Regions from separate parts of the Homo sapiens genome. Here region 1 is linked to region 2. Evidence: chromatin loops called from intact Hi-C (ENCODE). Cell type or tissue: mammary epithelial cell. All regions are shown on one strand. Links, peaks and the distances in the headings refer to the core of each region. The heading gives the core; the rest is flanking DNA.

Evidence for each region. Peaks named below come from ENCODE experiments on the same cell type or tissue, not always from the same donor. Only the 100,000 strongest peaks of a DNase experiment are listed, where the experiment ranks them.
Region 1: a loop joins it to region 2, with 2.5 times the contacts of the local background. A loop is called at or near these places in 3 of 110 quality-filtered maps.

Annotation. Positions count from the first base shown.
Region 1 is chr12:88,179,812-88,190,426 of GRCh38, reverse strand. It overlaps TMTC3 (transmembrane O-mannosyltransferase targeting cadherins 3), which reads right to left. Exons shown (of 14, transcript NM_181783.4): 11 at 1,481-1,584. Among named protein-coding and RNA genes, the nearest start is that of TMTC3, 43 kb to the right of the region's middle. In mammary epithelial cell, for the core only: no CTCF peak of the experiment used is centred there; a DNase peak (open chromatin) is centred at 4,246; H3K27ac peaks cover 611 bases.
Region 2 is chr12:88,388,439-88,399,053 of GRCh38, reverse strand. All of the region lies in intron 1 of LOC124902978 (a long non-coding RNA gene), which reads left to right. Among named protein-coding and RNA genes, the nearest start is that of KITLG, 190 kb to the left of the region's middle. RefSeq lists an enhancer at 9,943-10,042. In mammary epithelial cell, for the core only: a CTCF peak has its summit at 5,477 (motif pointing right); DNase peaks (open chromatin) are centred at 5,543, 5,843 and 7,253.

The DNA.
Region 1 (10,615 bases), core at 1,085-9,084, 210 kb after region 2:
GATTTGATATTTCAGTATCAAAAATCAAAAGTACATATTCCTATTGGCTAATTCAAAATAACTCAGAACATACTGTAAAAAATACACTGGACTGAGAGATCAGGGTTCTACTCCTGTTTTGACTAAACCTAAGATACCTTGACTTCTAAAAGTTCTGATTTGTTTGACTTCAGAAAAAGACAGATACAAATAAAAAGCTAATAATCCACTGAGGTGGCATGAATGAAAAAATATATCCTTAATGCCACAAAGTACTATTTTATTTACATTTTTGAGGATACTGTAAGTAAAATATTTTTATTCACATTTTTGTGTGTGTTTTCTTTTACATTTTTATTATTTATTTTTAACAAAGTGGTAAAATTAGTGGCATAGTCTTATGTCCTCAGAAAAAATAGCTTAAGCTGGGCTGAAGTTTTCTCAATTGTAATAATATTTATAGTAATATTAATAGTGATAGGATAGTTAATTTTTTTTAAAGTTGAACTGTATGACATTTTAAGGATTATTTTAATCCTTAACTGTAACAGTTAAATTGTATTTGTTATTGGTTTTTATCATATCTAATTTATTGTGTTCACTGGAAGTCTCGATCCATATATACTATGTATTATAAAAACCTTAACTTAATAATCAGACTGTTTAATTTCCAAACTTCACCAGACAAGTGAGTCCTTAGTATTCTGGAATAAATTAACTATCCTACGGTCACAACCCAGAAATATTTTGCTGATAACATGAAAATTGACATAGGGTAAGATCTTCCAATTTCGATACTACCTTATATTTAATGAATCTTATTCTAACAACTGATGGACACAATATAGTAAGAGATGTATCTACTAATTTTATCACTTTATTTTTTGATAGGAATAATGTTGAACTGTATGCTTAATATACATAAATAAAATTATATTTATTTAAAGTCATTAACTTGCTGATAACTCATAATCAAGAATATCTAAAATTCATACTTTATGAATTTAGTTTTTACAAATGGACTATAAAAACAATTTTTAAAATTAAGTGAGCTACGGCCGGGCGCAGTGGCTCATGCCTGTAATCCCAGCACTTTGGGAGGCTGAGGTGGGCAGATCACGAGGTCTGGAGTTCGAGACCAGCCTGGCCAATATGGTGAAACCCTGTCTCTACTAAAAATACAAAAATTAGCCGGGTGTGGTGGCAGGCACCTGTAGTCCCAGCTACTTGGGAGGCTGAGGCAGAAGAATCACTTAAACCTGGGAGGCAGAGGTTGCAGTGAGCTGAGATCGTGCCACTGCACTCCAGTCTGGGCAATACAGCAAGACTCCGTCTCCAAAAAAAAAAAAAAAATTAAGTAAGCTAGAAAAATGTAATTCTTTATAAAACTTACTTTTATATCAACTAACTGAAGAAAAGATAAAGATTTTCCTTCTAGATAATTCTATTCAATATGGACATCTAATAGATATGACACAATAGATAAATTATGGCAACTTACTTGAGGCATCAGTGATTTAGCCATCATGTAAGATTCTTCAGCTTCTTTGGTTCTATTTAAATTTTTATAAGTTCTTCCTACATTCATATGGGCACCAATATCATCTAAAATTTTAAAACAATCATTTGTTGGCAAGTATACAACTGATATATTCAATATACTCAATGAAATGATTAAATGTATTTGATATATAAACAAGTATTCAATGTAACTAATGAGAAGACATATTTCCAGAAACAAACACACTAGGCAAAAATGCAAAAGCAGGCAACAGGTCCTGCTTCTTCCTTAAAGTTCTTGTAATTTAACTTGTTATAACTTAAAACCAATGGTATACACAAAATTACTTAAAGCATGTAAAGACAGAAAATACATACATGGCATGAAAAAACTATTTGAATGGATTTTTGAAGAGTTGAGACATAAGAGAGATAAAGGTAATGAAGAAATTTTTATTACCTTCCTTCATTGTATTTTACTACACTAAAGCTTGCTTCCAGAGATAAAGGTAATGAAGAAATTTTTATTACCTTCCTTCATTGTATTTTACTACACTAAAGCTTGCTTCCATTTACTTAATCTCATAGCTTAGGAATTCACTCAAAAGGTACAGCTCAACTCTACAAGTAAAATGAATCATCAGGATTTTTAGAATTATTTCAAGTGTTATAACAAATATGCATCATGGTGGAACAGGGGCAAAGAGACTGAAAAAAAACTTTGCCATTCGATTTTTAAAAATTTTTGTGACTGTGGCTAGAATGAGAGTATAATGGAACATAATGATAATAGTATTACTTAAGATGCAGTGGCCCAGCTCTTTTAAATGATAATTAACTCCTTAAAATTAATTTTAGATTTTTTTAAAAGGTTGTGTTAATTTTAGAATGTCAGGAACTTATGTCTCATTTTCTGATGTGGAAAGTAAAAATCCCAGCAAATTTATTCAGGGATAGGAAAAAAAATGTAGCTGAAATAGGAAAGAGATGAGGATTCATTGTACAGTAGCTTTTTAAAAAGATATACTTGCCAGTAAATATTTCAAAGGTTTGGAATAATGATAGAAGGAAGGTAGAAGATCTTAAATCAGACAGTTTATACTCAACACGAACTAAAATACATGAAAAGGTTCATTATGATTACTACTTGCCTTGTGATACCAATTATTTTGCAATTGTGCAATAATTCTTTGCCTGCAACTCCTAGGACACATAGGGGCCAAGCATATATATCTTGGGCATTCCCTGAGTAACAGTCCTAAGAACTTGCTATATAATGTTTTAGGCTGGCAATTGTGTGCACTGCACAAAAACTGGCAGATGCGGTCCAGGTTTGATTATAGATAAGTTTAGGAGTAAGGAAGTAGATTTTTTTCTTTTTAGATGTATTGCTGAGTCTCATGGAGCCAGGAGGGGTCAAGCAAAAAAAACGTTTAAGCTAGCCATTCTTAATTCTGGCTGCAAATCAGAATACCTGTGTAGTTTAAAAAAAAGTCAGATACTTCAGCCCCACCTAGGTCCATCAAAACATAATGTTCAGAAATGAAATCTGCAAAAATATGTTCATAAAAAGTGTCAAAGGCAATTCTGATGTAGAATCAGGGCTGAAAATCATTGTATTATCCAATTGCATATAAAATATGCAGTATAGTGATTAGATCAGGGTATTTGCTTGCATTATATGTATCAAAACATCACTATATATCCCATGAATATGTACTATTATTGTCAATTAAAAATATGGGGTAGTCTTTGCTTTTATATCTTTTTTTTTTTTTTTACCAGATAAATCCATACCATATGTTTATAGAGCTCAGAATGTTATTTAGGAAAAGCTAAGGTACATAGAACCTGAAAAAATTATACACTAAGAATTTAAGAATAAACTGAAAATTTGTTAAAATAAAACTGTAATTATGCCAGCTGAGTATTTAAAATGTTATTGAAATTATCCCCAACCAATGTTAGAAAAGAAAGAGGTTATATACTTAGATAAAAAATGAGGTGAATTACTATCCATTGAAATCATGCTCTTAGAATTAAGGCCAGGAGATATTGTCATTAATGTAGACTTCAGACACTAGAGTATAGCAGCCCTATGTTTTCAAAGAGCAGAGATGCAATTAGATATTGTTTAGCATCAAAAAGGCCACTCAATACAGCTAATAAAATGAAAGACCTAATTTCTAAGCAATTCTTTATAATTTACAAAGTTTTAAGATTCTAGAGGGTAAAATAGTATCACTTTTAAGATAAATTTAAGTATTAACAAAAGGTAAGAAAAGAAGGCAAGATGTAAAAAATCAATGACATTTAAATGACTAAAGAAACTAAAGGAACTTCAAAGAACAAGCCCACTCTTACCAGTACCTATCCAAAACAACAGCAGCATGAGTTAACAATCTAGCTTTTAATTCAATGGTAAATGAGGACCTCACAAATCTCAAATGTAGTCTCAGTTTGTCAATACTAGGTTTCTATAATCAGTTAATTTTTCCAGAATCCTAGTTGAGTCTCTTTCATTTCTTATCTCTCCTCACATCTCTAATATCATATTTTCACTAGGAAAACAAAGGAACTTTGTTTAGAAGGGAACTTACCTCACTGCTAAAGGTTATCAACTTACCTGCATGAATGTTTGCATGTGTTTTTAATAGTAACAAACACCTGTGTACACAGGTTTACAGTCACCATTTATTTGAAATGACAGTAGTTATTAGACACTGGTTCACATATGATCTCAGTCATCCTGCCTAGGGATGCAAATGTGATGTGGCTGGGAAGTTTTCAGGCAACTGTGTATGACTAATACACAGCTGCCCAACAGTGAAATATTAGCTGCCCAACAGTGAAGTATTCTCACATTGATGGCTTAGGCAATTATGTAGAGTTTCAGTATTTCCTGTCCACAAAATTATCAATTTATTTAAAAAAATAAATTTATAAATATCTGGAATCTCCTAGGAACTCTCTATCCTTCATAAATATAGATGTAAAAATTACTAATAGCATTTTAACAAATAAAATATAATAAAGATAATAAGTCACAATCAAATTGTGTATTACTGAAGGCAAGGTTGTTTTAACATTATGAAATCAATTGATGATATCCACTGTATTAACAGACAAAAAAAATAAAAACCTTATCATCATCTCAAATGGTGCACAAAAGCATTTGACAGAATCCAACATTTACTTGTGTTAAAAATTCTCAGCAAATGAAGAATTAAGAAAGGCAGGAGAGCTCTCCTATACTGCTGGTGGGAAATACATTTTTTGGAACATAATTTAGCAGCCTTTAAAAAGTTAAACATACAGAAATCATATGACCATGCCATTTTTCTCTCAGGTTTTTACCTAAGAGAAATGAAAACATATATCCATAAAGACTGGTATATGAATGTTCGTAACAGCCATGTTTGTAACAGCTCCAAACTGTGAACAATCCAAACATCCATCAACAGGTAAATGGATAAACAAACTGTGGTATATCTACGTGAAGGAATACTACTCAGCCATACCAAGGTATGGGTTTTTGATTCATACAACAACATGAATGAGTATCAAAATAACTGTGCAGAGTAAAAAAGCCAAGAAAAAAAAAAAAGAGAGAGTCCATAGAGTATAATTCCATTCATACACAATTTTAGAAAAAGCACATTATCTGTAGTGATAGAAAGCTTTTGCTTAGAGAAGGCTGGGGTGAAAAGGGGTAAGAGGGAGGTATCAGAAAAGGATCCAAGGAATTTGAGGGGTTGATGGATATTTTCAGTATCTTAATTGTAATTATGGTCTCACAGATAATATACATATGCCGAAACTTATCAAATTATGTATTTTAAACATGTATAGTCTATTGTATGTCACATGTACTTCAAGATTGCTATTAAAAAATTACAACTCAATCATGTCTTTGGGTTACTGCAAAAGCCTTCTAAATGATCTTCCTGCTTTTCTTCACTGTTTTCTGCATAGCCAGTGATACTTAAAATTACACCAGAGTATATGTGCGAAGGTTGCTCTGTTTATTATCATCTCGAAGAGACTTTCTCTGAAAATTTCTAATCTCTATGCCCTTTTTATAGCTTTTATCACTTTCATATAAATACACATGTGCATGCATATGTGTGTGTGTATATATATATTTTGTGTGTGTGTATATATATATATATTTACATGTGGTGTGTATTTGTTTACTTATGTTTATGCCTTTATTTAGAATGGAAACTCCACGAAGGGAGGAAATTTGTTTTATTTCTTCTGGATTCCCCAGCACTTAAAACAGTGTCTTGACACATGGTAAATTCTCAAATACGTGCCCAATGAACAAATATACCTACAGAGCCATTTGCTATCCATTCTCTTTCAGCCTTCTTCCCTGCATTATACATCACTTTTTTGCCACCTCCTGTAGGAGTTTGGTCAGGGTGGTGGGAAAAGTTGTAAGAAAAAGTTATAGGGAAAGATGCAAACCTTCTTGGAAGGCCAGGAGGCTTTGCAAAAGCTTCCGAAGGGAATTATGGCTGAAGGCCGCCAGATTCTCTTATCAGGAGTCTGAGAGAAAAGAGTAGATAAGGGAATGTAAAGGAATTTATCTAGATAAATTTGTTTACTCCTTTCTCTAGAAATCAACCTTTGATTATTCATGCACAGGACTGCTCTCTACTTGGGGGGTCGACAATGTTCATTACCCACAAATTGTGTTTGCTCCAAGCCTTTATCATTAAATCTGAACTAAATAAATGCTAGCAGGGCTGGCTTAGGGGGGCTGCACTCTCTTGGTGGCTGCTGCACTCTCTTGTTGGTGGTGCTGAGCCATGCGGTCCCCTAGCCACGCTGTCACGCAAAATTCCTGTGTCAGTGTACTTCTTTCATCCATCACTCGGCCAGAGTCTGTGGGACAGACTCGGCAGGTGGTGCCCCGTGTGAGGAAGGCTGCAATGGATTGCGATGGAACCCTCAAAAACGAAGGTTAAGAGACTGCACAGTAAGTCATTGGTGCCCGCTTGGGATTTCCAAGTTCGAGGGAATTGTTCAGGCTAGGGTTTCATCATGGGACAGTGGTTGTCAGCTCAACAGAAACAGTATATAAAAGTACTGAAACAGCTGCTTAAAGCTAGTGGAGCCCCAGTTTCGCAGGCTCAATTAAGGGACATAATGCAAACTGCTGTTTCCCATAACCCATGGTTCCCAGAAGAAGGTATGCTAGACATAGGGCTCTGAGAACAAGTGTGGAGAAATCTTAACATCATGCCCAAGGATATCAGGTCCCAGTAGCATCTCTAATGTTATGGCCCTTAGTTAGGGCTGCTTTGGTCCCGCACTACACAGAATAACCTAAAAAGGGAAGGGAGGAGAAACCGTCACCTACCTTACCGCCTCCTCCTTCTCCCTCAGCCCCACCAGTAAAGGGCAAAAATACCAAAGGGGAAACAGAGGTTTTGCCTGAGGCCCCTCCTCCAATAAATTGGAAGAAAGACAAGGGATACACTATAGCTATGGGACCCTGTCTTAGGTAGCAGCATTAGAAGGGGAGCTCTTAGCCTGCCTGGCAATGCAAGATCAACAAGGCAATGGGGTATATGAACTCATTACTTTCGGCACTTATAAAGAGATAAGGAAAAGCATTAAAGAAAACAGCTGCTAGCCCATTTATGAGAGGGTTAACTGAGGTCATTCTGCAGACCTCTTTCTAATAATGGCCACTGTTATTCCTCTCCTCCCCCTGACATGGCTCTCTCAAAATCCTATTTGGGTAGAACAGTAGCCTTTAAAGGGAGAAAAATTACAAAGAGCCCATGAATTAGTTGGCCCATGAATTAGTTGAGGAGCAATTAAAAGCCAGCCATACAGAACCGTCAAACAGCCCTTGGAATTCGCCCATTTTCATCATTTCCCAAAAGTCTGGCAAATGGAGATTTCTGCATGACTTACGGGCTATCAGTGCTAATTTGTAACCTATAGGGCCCCTTCAACAGGGTCTCCCTTCCCCCGTGGCGATTCCTCAAGATTGGCCTGTAGTCATTATGAACTTAAAGGACTGTTTTTGTACTATTCCCCTTGCAGAACAGGACAGAGAAAAATTTGTGTTTACAATACCAGCTATCAATAATGAAAGGCCAGCTCACTGATTTCATTGGGAAGTGCTTCCTCAAGGGATGCTGAACAGTCCTACCATGTGTCAGTATCATGTAAATCAGGCTTTGCTCCCAAGTAGAAAAGAATTTCCTAAATACAAGATTATTCATTTTATAGATGATATTTTACTAGCATCCCCAACGGAGCCAGTACTTTTAAGTTTATAAGCCTCTGTCGTAAAGAATACATAGCTAAGAGGTTTAGTCATAGCACCTGAAAAAGTACAATTGTCTTCTCCTTGAAAATATCTTGGATACATACTAACTTCCTGGTCAGTTAGACCTCAAAAGGTTAAATTAAATACTATCAACTTGCATATCTTAAATGATTATCAAAAATTACTGGGCGATATTAATTGGCTTTGCCCCATCTTGGGCATAACTACTGATAAGTTACATAACCTGTTTTCTATCCTAAAGGGCAATACAGCCTTAGACTCTCTCAGGTATTTAACTCCTGCAGCAAAAAGGGAAATTGAAAAAATAGAGCAAGCTGTTTCTCAGAGGTAACTAGATTGCACAGACCTGCAATATTCAGTTCAATTGTTTGTTTTCCCTACTAAACATTCCCCAACAGGATTAATAGGACAGACAGCCCCAGGGCTATGCTTCCTAGGATGGGTTTTTTGCTCACGTACTGGGACTAAAACACTATCTCCCTATATCCAGCTAGTTAGTAAAGTCACCTATACAGGCTGCAGATGATGCAATCAGTTTCTAGGTTATGACCCTGATGTCATAAGAATTCCTTTGAGTAAAAAGCAACTCGAAGCAATATTGCCCCTATCTCTAGATCTTCAGATAGCACTCTCTAATTATGCAGGCCATGCAGAGCATGCCCTTCCTGCTGACAAACTACTTCAGTTCTTTTCTCGTACTCCTGTAGTTGTGTCTACACAAGTAGTTCACTCCCCCATACCCAATGCTTTAACGCTTTTCACTGATGGCTCTGGTAAAAATGGAAAAGTGGCTATTTGGTGGAAACTGCATAATTCCCTCACTTGTTCTGGATTTACCAGCACTCAGAGAGCTGAGGTTGGAGCCTTAATATTGGCCCTGGAGACCTTTTCTGCTCAGCTTATCAATATTGTTAATGACTCTGCTTACTCTATTTATTACAGAAGCTTAAGACAGCCCTCATTAAGTCCACTCTCGAGCCCACCTGTGTACACTTTTTCTTCAACTTCAGCAATTGCTGGATCAATGTACATATCCTATTTTTAACACACATACTCGAGCCCACAGCTCACTGCCTGGCCCACTGGCTTATGGCAATGAACAAGCAGACCTGCAAGTTATGACGTCACTGCTTGACCAAACCACCCAATTGCATCAATTTTTCCACCAAAACTGAAGAAACTTAACTAAACAATTTCAACCTACCCAAAGACTAGCTAAACAAATTATTTTACAATGCCCACATTGCCAACTCACAGGCATGTCTCCTCCTTCAACAGGTGTTAACCCTAGAGGACTAGAACCTAATCGGTTATGGCAAACAAATGTTATTCACATCCTTGAATTTGGAAAACTTAGATATACATGTATCCATTGATACCAATTCTCACCTAATTAGCACACATGCTCTTCCTGAAGAGTCCTCCCAATATGTTATTAAACATTTTCTCTTAACTTTTGTGTTTATGGGGTGGCCCACAAAAATTAAAACTGATAATGGTCTGGCTTATGCCAGCTCACAATGTCAACAATTTTGTCACACGTGGAACATCCAACATTCCACAGGTATCCCTTATAACCTCAAGGACAGGCCATAGTAGAACGTGTCCACTCTACCCTTAAAAATATGCTCAAGAAACTAAAAAGGGGGAATATGAGTAAGGATCCTGCAACACTATTGGCACAAGCCTTATTTACCCTTAATTTTTAAAATTTAGATGATAAATTTCAATCAGCCATAGAAAAGCATTTCACTAAAGTTCTTCAAAACATAAAACCTGTGGTTTTATGGAAAGATGTAAATAGTAATGTATGGTGTGGTCCAAATGATTTGTTGACATGGGGAAGAGAATATGCTTGTGTTCACACCCCCTCAAGTCCTCTATGGATTCCAGCATGATGCATCAAACCATACTATGGTGTCGCTAGGACCCAACCTGGTACCAGAAATGAAGGAAACGACCCTGCAGCACCTGCAGCCCCAGAAGATGCGGTTTTCTTGAATGACACAAGCCCCAAACATTACCTGCGGGATGCTGAAGAAGATAACTCAGGAGGCTGAGGGAATCCTGTTCTGGACACAGACACCATTCACTCCAGATAATTTGTTCCTTACTATGCTTTCTGTTGTACATTACAACTCTCATAGGACATTGGTTTTTCTTATTCTCTCACTTTTCCTGCTATCTGTACCTGCTACTCTCTATTAGGCCCATCTTCTAAATCCGCCTTTCTTTCACCCTGTTACCTGGGCAGACACCCCCTTCCCGGCCTCTAATAACGTAACTGCTTGGCTAGGAGGGATTAACATACCCCCAGTGGGGTTCCTTAGTAATGACACACACTGGACTGAGGTGCCAAGTAACACTACATGTCACTCCTTAATTGGAAAAGAATATTACTGATTATACTCATGTTTGTCTTATGTTATTTACTAATTCTAGGATGCAAAGCCGGAATACGAGTGTTAACTGCTGTGCCTGACAAACCTGTTGCTGCACACATCTGTACTCTTCAATCAACAAAACCTGATGCAAAAAACAGAAAAGGGTGAGATGTAGGAGTTCGGTCAGGGTAGTGGGAAAAGTTGTAAGAAAAAGTTATAGGGAAAGATGCAAATCTTTTTGGAAGGCCAGGAGGTTTTGCAAAAGCTTCAGAAGAGAATTATGGCTGAAGGCAGCCAGATTCTCTTATCCAGAGCCTGAGAGCAAAGGGTAGATAACAAGGGAATGTAAAGGAACTTATCTAGATAAATTTGTTTACTCCTGTCTCCAGAAACCAATCTTTGATCATTTGCGCACAGGACTGCTCTCTACTCCGGG
Region 2 (10,615 bases), core at 1,266-9,265:
AGCCTGGCAAACATGGCAAAAACCCATCTCTACTAAAAATTATCTATATAAAAATTAGCTATCTATTATCTATATAAAATATTTATATAAAAATTAGCTGGGGGTGGTGGCACACACCTGTAGTCCCAGTTACTCGAGAGGCTGAGGCAGGAGAGGTGGAGGTTGTGGTGAGCTGAAATTGTGCCACTGCACTCCAGCCTGGGCAACAGAGCGAGACTCTGTTTCAAAACAAACAAACAACAACAACAACAACAACAACAACAAAAACATAATATTGTTGTACCCAATAGGTAATTTTTCAACTCTAACTCACCTTCTTCCCTCCCTGCTTTTGAAGTCCCCATGATTTCCTTCTGTATATTCATGTGTACTCATTGTTTAGCTCTCACTAACAAGTGAGCACATGTGGTGTTTGATTTTCTGTTTCTGAGTTATGTTACTTGGATATGGCTTCCAACTCCATCCACGTTGCTGCATAAGAGAGGATTTCATCGTTTTTTATTGTTGAGTAGTATTCCATTGTGTATCTATATAACATTTTCTTTATCCAATTATCCATTGATGGACACTTAGATTGATATCAATACTTTGCTATTGTGAATAGTGCTGTCATAAACATTAAGAATGCAGATGTCTTTTTGATATAATTATTTATTTTCCTTCAGGTAGATACTCAGTAGTAGAATTGCTGGGTCTAATGGTAGTTCTAATTTTAGTTCTTTAAGAAATCTCCATACTGTTTTCCATATAGATTGTACTAATTTACATTCCCACCAGCAGTGTAGAAGCATTCCTTTTATGCCACATCTTTGCCAACATCTGTTATTTGTTGACTTGTTAATAATATCCTGATGGGTGTGAGATGATATTTCAATGTGATTTTAATTTGCATTTCTCTGATGATTAGTAATGTTGAGCATTTTTTCATATGTTCATTGGCTACTTGAATATGCTCTTTTGAGAAATGTCTGTTTGTGTCGTTTGCTTAATTTTTAATGAGGTTTGTTGTTTTTCGTGTTGAGTTATTTGAGTTCCTTGTAGATTCTGTATATTAGACATTCGCTGGATGAGTAGTTTGCAAATATTTTCTCCCTTTCTATAGGCTGCTTGTTTCACTGTTGATTATTTCTTTTACTGTGCAGAAGCATTTTAGTTTAATTAAGTTCCATTTGCCTATTTTTGTTTTGGTTGCATTTGCTTTTGAGATCTTAGTCATAAATACCAATGTCCAGAAGAGTTGTCACTAGGTTTTCTTCTTTCTTCTTCTCTTTAGTAGGTTTTTACTGGTATTTTTGTAGTTTCAGATCTTACGTTTAAGTCTCAATCCATCTTGAGATAATTTTTATATATGGTGAGAGATATGGATCCAGCTTCATTCTTCTGCATATGGCTATCCAATTTTTCTAGCAACATTTATTGAATTGGATGTCCTTTAAGCATAGTATATTTGGGTCAACTTTGTTGAAGATCAATTAGCTGTTTGTGGCTTTATTTCGGGGTTCTCTATTCTCTTCCATTGACCTATGTGTCTATTTTTAAACCAGTACCATGCTACCTTGGTTACTATAGTCTTATAGTATAATTTAAATCAGGTAATGGGATGCCTGCAGCTTTGTTCTTTTTGCTTAGTATTGCTTTGGCTATTCAGGCTCTACTTTGGTTCCATATGAATTTTAGGAATTTTTTTTCTAATTTTGTTAAAAGTAACATTAATGATTTGGTAGGAATTGTGTTGAGTTTGTAGATTGCTTTGAGCCATATAGTCATTTTAATGATATTAATTTTTCTAAAACTTAAGTATGGGATATTTTTCTGTTTGCATCATCTATGACTTATTTCATCAGTATTCTGTAGTTCTCCTTGAAAAGACCTTTCATCTTCTTGGTTAAATGTATTCCTAGGTATTTTGTGTGTGTGCTGTTTGTTGTAAATGGGATTGAGTCTGGATTTGTTTCTCAGCTTGAACATTATTGGAGTATAAAAATGCCCTGATTTTTGTGTGTTAATTTTGTATCCTGAAACTTTACTGGAGTCAGTTAACAAATACTAGAGTCTTTTGAGTTTTTAAGTATAAGATCATGCCATCAGCGAACAGAGATAATTTGATTTCCCCTTTTCCTATTTGGGTGCTTTTTATTTCTCTCACTTCTCTGATTGCTCTGGCAAGAACTTCTGGTACCATGCTGAATAGGAGTGGTGAGAGTTGACATCCTTGCCTTATTCCAGTTCTTAGGGAGAATGCATGCAACCTTTCCACTTTCAGTAAGATGTTGGCTATAGGTTTGTCATAGATGGCTCTGATTACTTTGAGGTATGTTCTGTTGATGCCTAGTTGGTTGCAGGTTTTTATCATAAAGAAAATATTCTATTGAATGATTTTTCTGCCTCTACTAAGAAGATCATGTTTTCTGTTTTTAATTCTGTTTACGTGAATTTACACATATTGATTTTTTTACACATTTATTGATTTTTGTATATTGAACCACCTTTGCATCCCTATAATAATACTGGCTTGATCATGATATGTTATCTTATTTATGTGATGTTGGATTCAGTTTGCTAGTATTTTGTTAAGGACTTTTGCATCTATGCTCATCAGGGATATTGGCCTGTAGTTTTCCTTTTTTGTTGTGTCTTTTCCTGATTTTGGTACCAGGGTGATAGTGGTTTTGTAGATGAGTTAGAGAGCAATCCTTTCTCCTCAAATTTTTTTTGTTTTGTTTTTAGAATAGTTTTAGTAAGATTGGTACCAGCTCATCTTTGTTTGTCTGGTAAGGTTTGACTGTGAATCTCTCTGCTTCTGGATCTTTTGTTGTTGGAAGATTTTTTAAGATTACTGATTGCTTTTCTTTACATGTTCTTTGTTTAAATTTTCAAAGAACTAATTTTTTAATTTAATGATTCATTGCATCCTTATTTTCTCATTCCTTCTGCTAGCTTTAAGTTTTGTTTGTTCTTGTTTCTCTAGTTCCTTGAGGTATGACATTAGGTTGTAAATTTGACATCCTTTTAATCTTTTTTGATGTAGGCATTCAATGCTATAAACTTTTCTCATAGCACTGCTTTTGCTGTATCCTATAGGTTTTGGTATATTGTGTCTCTATTTTCACTCATATCAATTTTTTTTTATTTCTACCTAAATCTCATCATTTACCCAAAGCTTATTCAGGAGCAAGTTGCTTAATTTCCATGTATTTGTATAGTTTTAATTTTATTCTGATGTCATCCAAGATACTTCAAATAATTTTTATTTTTTGAATTTATTGAGGCTTGTATTATGACTAAGCATATAGATTATTGTGGAGAATATTTCACACATGGATAAGAAAAATGTATATTCTGATAAGAACAAATACTGTACTTGATCTTAGCCAAAAGGCTGGGAAGTAATAGAAAAATGTATATTCTGTGGTTGTTGGGTGCAATGTTCTGTAACTGTCTATTAGGTCCATTTGATCTAGAGTCCCGTTGAAGTCCAGAGTTTGTTGATTTTCTGCCTCAGTCATCTGTCTAGTGCTACCACTGAGGTGTTGAAGTCCCCTAATACTATTTTATTTCTCTCCATCTCTTTTCTCAGGTCTAGTAGTGTTTGTTTTATAAATCTGAGTGCTCTGGTGGTTGGCTCATACATATTTAGAATAATTATATCTTCTTGTTGAATTGAACTCTTTATCATTACGTAACAACTTTCTTTGCTTTATTTCACTATTGATTATTTAAAGTCTGTTTTAACTGTTATAACTATAGCTACTCCTGCTTTTTTCTGTTTGTTTGTTTTCTGTTTACATGGTATATCTTTGTCCACCCCTTCATTTTGAGTTTATGGGCCTTCACTTATTTTGCGGGTTTCTTGTGGACAGCAAGCAGTTGTATCTTGTTTTTTTAAATACAATTGACCTATCTATATCTTTAAGTGGAAAATTTAAGTCTTTTATGTTTAAGATTCATATTAATATGTAAGGTTTTCTTCCTGTCATAATGTTGTTACCTAGTTGGCTTTGTAATCTCAATGTGTAATTCCTTTATAGGATCTGTAAACTTTGTACTTACATGTGCTTTTATTATGGAAATCATTGTCCTTTCATTTCCATGTTTAGAACTCTTTTGAGCTTTTCTTGTAGGGCTGGTCTAGTGGTGATGAATTTGCCTTAGCATTTGCTTGTCTGAGAAAGACTTTATTTCTCCTTCATTTATGAAGCTTAGTTTGGCACTATATAAATTCTTGACTGGCATTTTTTTTTCTTTGAGAAGGCTGAAAATAGGCCCTCAATCTCTTCTGCCTTATAAAGCTTCTGCTGAGAAGTCCACTGTTAGTCTAATGAGATTTCCTTTATAGATTATTAGAGGCTCCCCTCTAGCTGCTTTTAGGATTTTTTTTTTCTTTCATCTTGACTTTGGATAGTCTGATGGCTATATGCCTTCATGAGATTCTTCCTGCAGAGAATCTTCCAAGTATTCTTTGAGCTTTTGTATCTTAATGTCTAGTTCTCTAGCTAGGCCAGGAGAGTTTTCTTGAATTATTCTGTCAAATATGTTTTCCAAAGTTTTTACTTTTTCTTCTCCCTCAGAAATGCCTTTTACTCATAGATTTGGTTGTTTTACATAATTCCATATTTCTTGAAGGCTTTGTTCATTATTAAACATTTCTTTATCTTTATTTTCGTCTGACTGGGCTAATTTGAATGACCAGTCTTCAAGTTCTGAAACTCTTCTGCTCAGTTTAGTCTACTCATAAAGCTTCCAACTATTTTTTGTAATATCATCAATAATTTTTTTATTTCCCAAAGTTCTGTTTTTTTAAAAAAACTATCCATGTCTTTAGTAAATTTTTCATTCATATCCTGAATTGTTTTCCTGATTTTTTGTGTTGATTTTCAACTTTTTCTTGGAACTCATTGAGATTTCCTACAATCCATATTTTGAACTTTTTCTCTTATTTCAGAGTTTTTATTTTGATTAGGATCCAAACTCATTTTTGATTAGGATCCATTGCTAGACATCTAATGTGATCCTTTGGGGATGTTGAAATGTTGTTTTTTGTTTGTTTGTTTGTTTGTTTGTTTGTACTGCAGGAGTTCTATGATGATTATTTCTCATCTGGAGAAGCTTGCTCTTCTTATTTTTGAATTTTCTTTTGTTTGGATGGGAATTTTTATTTATTTTTCCCCTTGAGGTGTGACTGTAATGTATGTTGTATATGATCACTTGGTTTCAATTCTGGATGCTTTCAAGGGGCCAAGGTTCTGGTATAAATTCCTTGGTTATAGATAGCTTTTCTATGTGTGGTGGCTTTCTCAAGTGCTGATTGTTGTAACAATGCATTGGGTATATGAACTGGCTCACTATTTTCTGTGGGGCTAAGAGCTGAGATCTCAGGAAGCGTATCTCATTCCCTAGCACTATGCCTTTCTGTAAGTGGGGTTTTTTTTTTTTTGATTATGCAGTTCAACTTTCAGTCCTGTAGGTGGCACTTACAAGTAAGAGCTGGCTCATTCCCAGATACCCCAATGATCAGTGGAAGCACCTACCCTGACTGGGGTGGTTGAGAGAGCACATGGTACAATGCTCTGAGGTATCCTCAGAGGTGGCAAGGAGGGGGCTGTATCAGTTCCCCATCCAATTCCCTATCACACCACTGTCCCAGAGCTTGCAGCCTTCAGTTCAGATAGACCCTGCCCTTTATCTCCAGGCTAAATGGAACTGAATTCTGCAGAAAATGCACATCCTGTGGCTACCCTGAATTGGCCTGGAGTGGAACCTCTTCCCTCAGCCCCAAACAACTCTGTGGCTGGCCAGCATTCAGCTGTAGGGATGCCATTACTCCACATAGGAAGAGGATGTTGAATCCTGCCCTTTGTGCAAGCCTGGGCTCGTGGGCACACTTTCAGTAGGGGTTTAGTAACCCCACATAGTCCTGGAGAAGCTATCTCCAGGTATACCCACTCCAATACCCAGTAGGAAAACCTGTGGCTGCATCCACAGCAGTGGATGGGGGGACAAGAGAAGACCCCCCACCTTCACATCTGTTCCTGGCCACTGGTGCTGCCTGTCTACTGAAGTAGAACAACATTCCTCCCTTTCAGAGATCAGCACTATGCCCTCATCTTCACTGGGATGGGCACAGTTACCTTCTGCTCACAAGCATGAGAGGGCTATCAGATGGGGAGAACACACAATCAGGTTTCCTTTGTCCTAAGGGGCACTTTGGCAGGCTGCATTGCCCCTTGCCCTATGGGTAGCTCATGCTAAGAGCCAGATCTTTGGGGATACCTCAGCTCCCCAGTCTTGCCAGTCTCCTGTGGTTGCCACAGTCAAAGTGGGCTCTAGGGAATGTTTGCAGGGGTTCTAGGATGGGAAGACATAACAGCTGATATTCTCCGGGCAGAATAGTGGCTGAAACTTTTAAAAGTCCTAGTTGATTCAAATAGAACTCTATTGGTGGCACAAATGTTACTTTTCTGACTATGTCTAGGACAAAGATGACAGTTTATGAGGGATTCATACAGAAAATTAAAGCATAATAGGTGACCAGCCCAGTACTGAATACTGAGAGCACCTGAACAAGAATGTTTCTAGCCTAACTTAAGTTTATGCAACCTGGAAAACAAAATTACTGATCTGAATTTCCAGTTGATGCTGAGATTCTGTCAGAAATTTATCTGTTCATGGTATGGAGTAAATTGTTCAATGACGGCCGGGCGTGGTGGCTCACGCCTGTAATCCCAGCACTCTGGGAGGCCAAGGCGGGTGGATCACGAGGTCAGGAGATCAAGACCATCCTGGCTAACATGTCTCTACTAAAAATACAAAAAATTAGCCGGGCATGGTGACAGGCTTCTGTAGTCCCAGCTACTCGGGAGGCTGAGGCAGGAGAATGGCGTGAACCCGGGAGGCAGAGCTTGCAGTGAGCCGAGATAGCGCCACTGCACTCCAGCCTGGGTGACAGAGCGAGACTCTGTCTCAAAAAAAAAAAAAAAAAAAAAAATTGTTCAATGTCATTAAACCATATGACTCTGTTGTTAAAGAAAACATCTCCTAAGGCAACACATTCAAAAATTAAGAAAAACAGGGATGATTTTTAGATGTCATTTTCAACAATTCTTTCATAGACATTTAAGATATATTTTATTTCCTAACACAAATAATGTGTTTCATTATTTGTTTGATAATCAGTTTAATCTTTGGCAACCTCCATTTCTGTAATTTATGACATCTGGTTAAAAAAAATCCCCAAGCAGCCAGGGAGCTTAGTCACAGATGTCAGCATGAAGTGGTAGTGAAAGCAAAGCGTTCTGACTTCAAAGGGTTAGGAAAGACTTGTAACAATGTAATAAAAAGAATAGATGCCACAGACATCATAAGTGTCAGAAAGAGCCAGAAACTCAGAAATGAAAATGTGGAGATAAATCAACATATGCTGGGTTTCAGTTTTCCAAGTTCCCTCCATCTTCAGCAACCATCCAGACACTAAGATGTGTTCTCATTCTTTATATCTGTGACCCAAATTAACTTTATCTCCAACAACCCCCTACTCATCCCTTCCTCCCACTCTACTCAAAACTTCCTTTCAATCAGTCAGAAAAGACTTTTACAACTTGAGAGTTTTATGAGTTGGGTTGTACTTTGTATTAATATTGTTCTCTTCCAAATTTATCCAGGAGTTTAGTATAAAAAATGTTATCAGGCATTTTTTAGGTCAGCCTCCATTGGTGTTGGCCCCATTCACAGGCTCTTTTTACAAAATAGACCCCGGTACATACAGGATGGCAAAGGCAAATGGTGATTGCTCTCTCCTCTGCATCCCTAGCAGTTCCTGGAAAAGGATTCTGGTTGGTCAAGGTTAGGTTTCATGCCATACCTTCAATTTGGGTCACTACTAGGGAGAGAAGGAACGTCTTGTAAAAGAAAAGAGGGAGGGAATTTGTTATCAGAAGAGCAAGAATGCTGGGCTTAGAAAAGCCAATTCCAAGAGACAATTTGAAAGAAAATTACTAGAAAGCTAGAGAACAGAGAGAGAACAGACTTTCCTTCAAGTGACTCAGATCCAAGGTCGGCAACAGGAGGATGCCGAAGTATTCTGTAAAACAGTGCTTTTTAAGAACCCTATTTTGCCAGATGTTTATCTTCCAGATTGAGGGCAGTGAAACTAGTGAGGTAAACAAGATAACAATAGCAAGAAGCCACTCATACCCATGAATACATTGGGAGAAGGTAATATTATTGGATACTAGAAGCTAATTAGTTTGACAGAAACAGAGATTCACAGAGAGAGTGGTTATGGGGCAGCAGCTGGCATCATGGTGAACGTACAGCCACAACTGGGATGCCTCCTGTAGCAGAGAGAGAAATTGTTCCCCAGTGTCACTCTTGGTTCCTCCCTGCAAGCCCCATACAGTATATCTCATTGGCTGAAGGTAGTCAGAAGCAACTGACAGATGTATAATTCATGTCCTCTGGGAAGTAGATGCCAAGATGAATTTAGATGTACAAGAGGTTTAATAGAGGTAATGCCTATGAAAGATAAAGTGGAGAAGGAAAAAGAGTATGTAGGGAAGGACTTGAGAGCTGATACTGAAATGAGGCTTATGAAAGGAATGGGGGCAGATCAAAGGACTGGGTAGTGAGAGCCCCAACTGTGATAGAGTTCTGAGAAAGACTTGATCAGCCCAATAGTTTACTCTGGAACATAGATTACAATTGAGGGGTCTTGTATTCCTCCATGCTCAGTCATTGAGGTTGGGGGCATCCTAAGTAGCAAGGGACCTCAGCTCCAAAGCTAAGGCAGATCCTGAAGGCACCACAGCTGGGTACTATTGGTGTCCTGACCTTCCTGTGGCAGAGTCACTCTTGAAGGGGGTATGGGCATTTAGGGCATCTTACCCTCTGTGGCTGCCACAGCAGGGAAGCCTAGAAAACACAGATCACTATGGTCAGCCTCTGCAACACTCAGCAAAGCAGGAGGAGAAAAGGAACAGATTTAAGTGCAAACAGGCTAATGATTGGCTTACAGGTGAAGAAAGTATCAGTTGCATGATTATATTCAATAATTGTAATATATAATGTTTTACCATGCTCAGATTCGGGAGCATGGATTTTAGGATTAAAACTGTCTGGTAACTCTAAGAAACCAACTTATCTTCACATATAACAAATCTTATGTTTAAGAATGCTAAGAACCCCTATGAGTAACTGTAACAAAGGAAGCTTTATTATGTATTACAGAATGCAAAGCTGGAGCAAACTTCACAACCCTTAATTAAGCCCATTTCTTCTGCAGATGTTCAAACAGCCTCAGATAGACTAGGTGAGATTCTCCAATTTATAAAACTTGTTTGTGACAGAAGTCAAGCTATATCCCCAATTTTTTTACTCTTGCAAAGAACTCCCATTAGGAATATAATAATGTTCAGCTTTGAATTTGAAAGTCAATGCTTAATAGTACTACACAACAGAAACTAGACCATTTTGTATTCAAATATTCTCTTGTGTGAGAAAGTAAAATTGGCCCAATTGTCCCATAGAATGAAGTTTACGGTCTTTTTCAATAAACATAGAAATGGATTCTCCTGGTCTTAAAACCTGAAACTTACATTGTCCAAGTTTCTTCCTCAGGAAATTGAAACTCAGGCCTCTGAAACTGTATCAAGGAACTAAAACTTATCAGATCACCACATCCAGATGAGACATCAAACCCTGTATTCATCATGATTGCTTCCTTACCCCTCTCTAATTCCTGTTTCCCCACATGTAGCTACATTCCTTCTCTGTTATATAAACCCCCGAATTTAGTTGGGTTGAGGAGCCTTTGAGATTTACCTCCCATCTCCTCAGCTGACATCACCCAATTACAGCTTTTCTTTCCTGGCAATACTCATTGTCTCAGTCATTGGCTTTGTGCACAGCAAGCAATGTGACCTACACTGATCCCCTGGCATTTTGATAAAAAATTTTGTTGTTCCTTGACTGTGAATGCATTGCTCATGGCTCAGCTGCTATGTGCTGGGAGAGTTTCAGAAGTTCTCCTAAGCAGCTGCCTGCCCATTTTTGGTCAGAAGTGGGTTTGGTTTCTCTCTCTTCGGATCCACCACTACCAGCCCCAACCACTCTCCTGATTGCCTAGGAAGAACAGCTATTGAAATTTGACATCTATATTTGGATAGGTGTCTTTTGTGGGTACCAGACAAAGGATTGCCTTCTCTCAGTCTGGGAAATTCCAAAGGAGTTACCATTTGCAGGTTGAACAAGCCCGACCAATGGAAAGAGGAAGCACCTTGACTATTTCAGTTTTGACACTCTTGTGGTTTGTTCATTGCTACAGATTGGATTGTGTTTTTGTGACAGTTTGTGTGTGTGTGTGTCATCATAATCATGGGAGGTTGGGGTTTGATCCCAGAGAGCAGCCCATTGGGGTGCATTCTTCAGAGTTGGCCAGAATGTAGTTGAGGGTTGATGGAGTAAGGGAAAGTCTTCAGCCATACTACTCTGAACATGCCTGATCTCATCGCACAAGGTCTTTGAATTGCAGAGCTTACAATTGGATTAATTTTGCTGTTGAATGGGAAAGTGGGATGGAGGTCTGTATATCTAGGCTTTTATGCTGCTGTTCTAAGCAGGA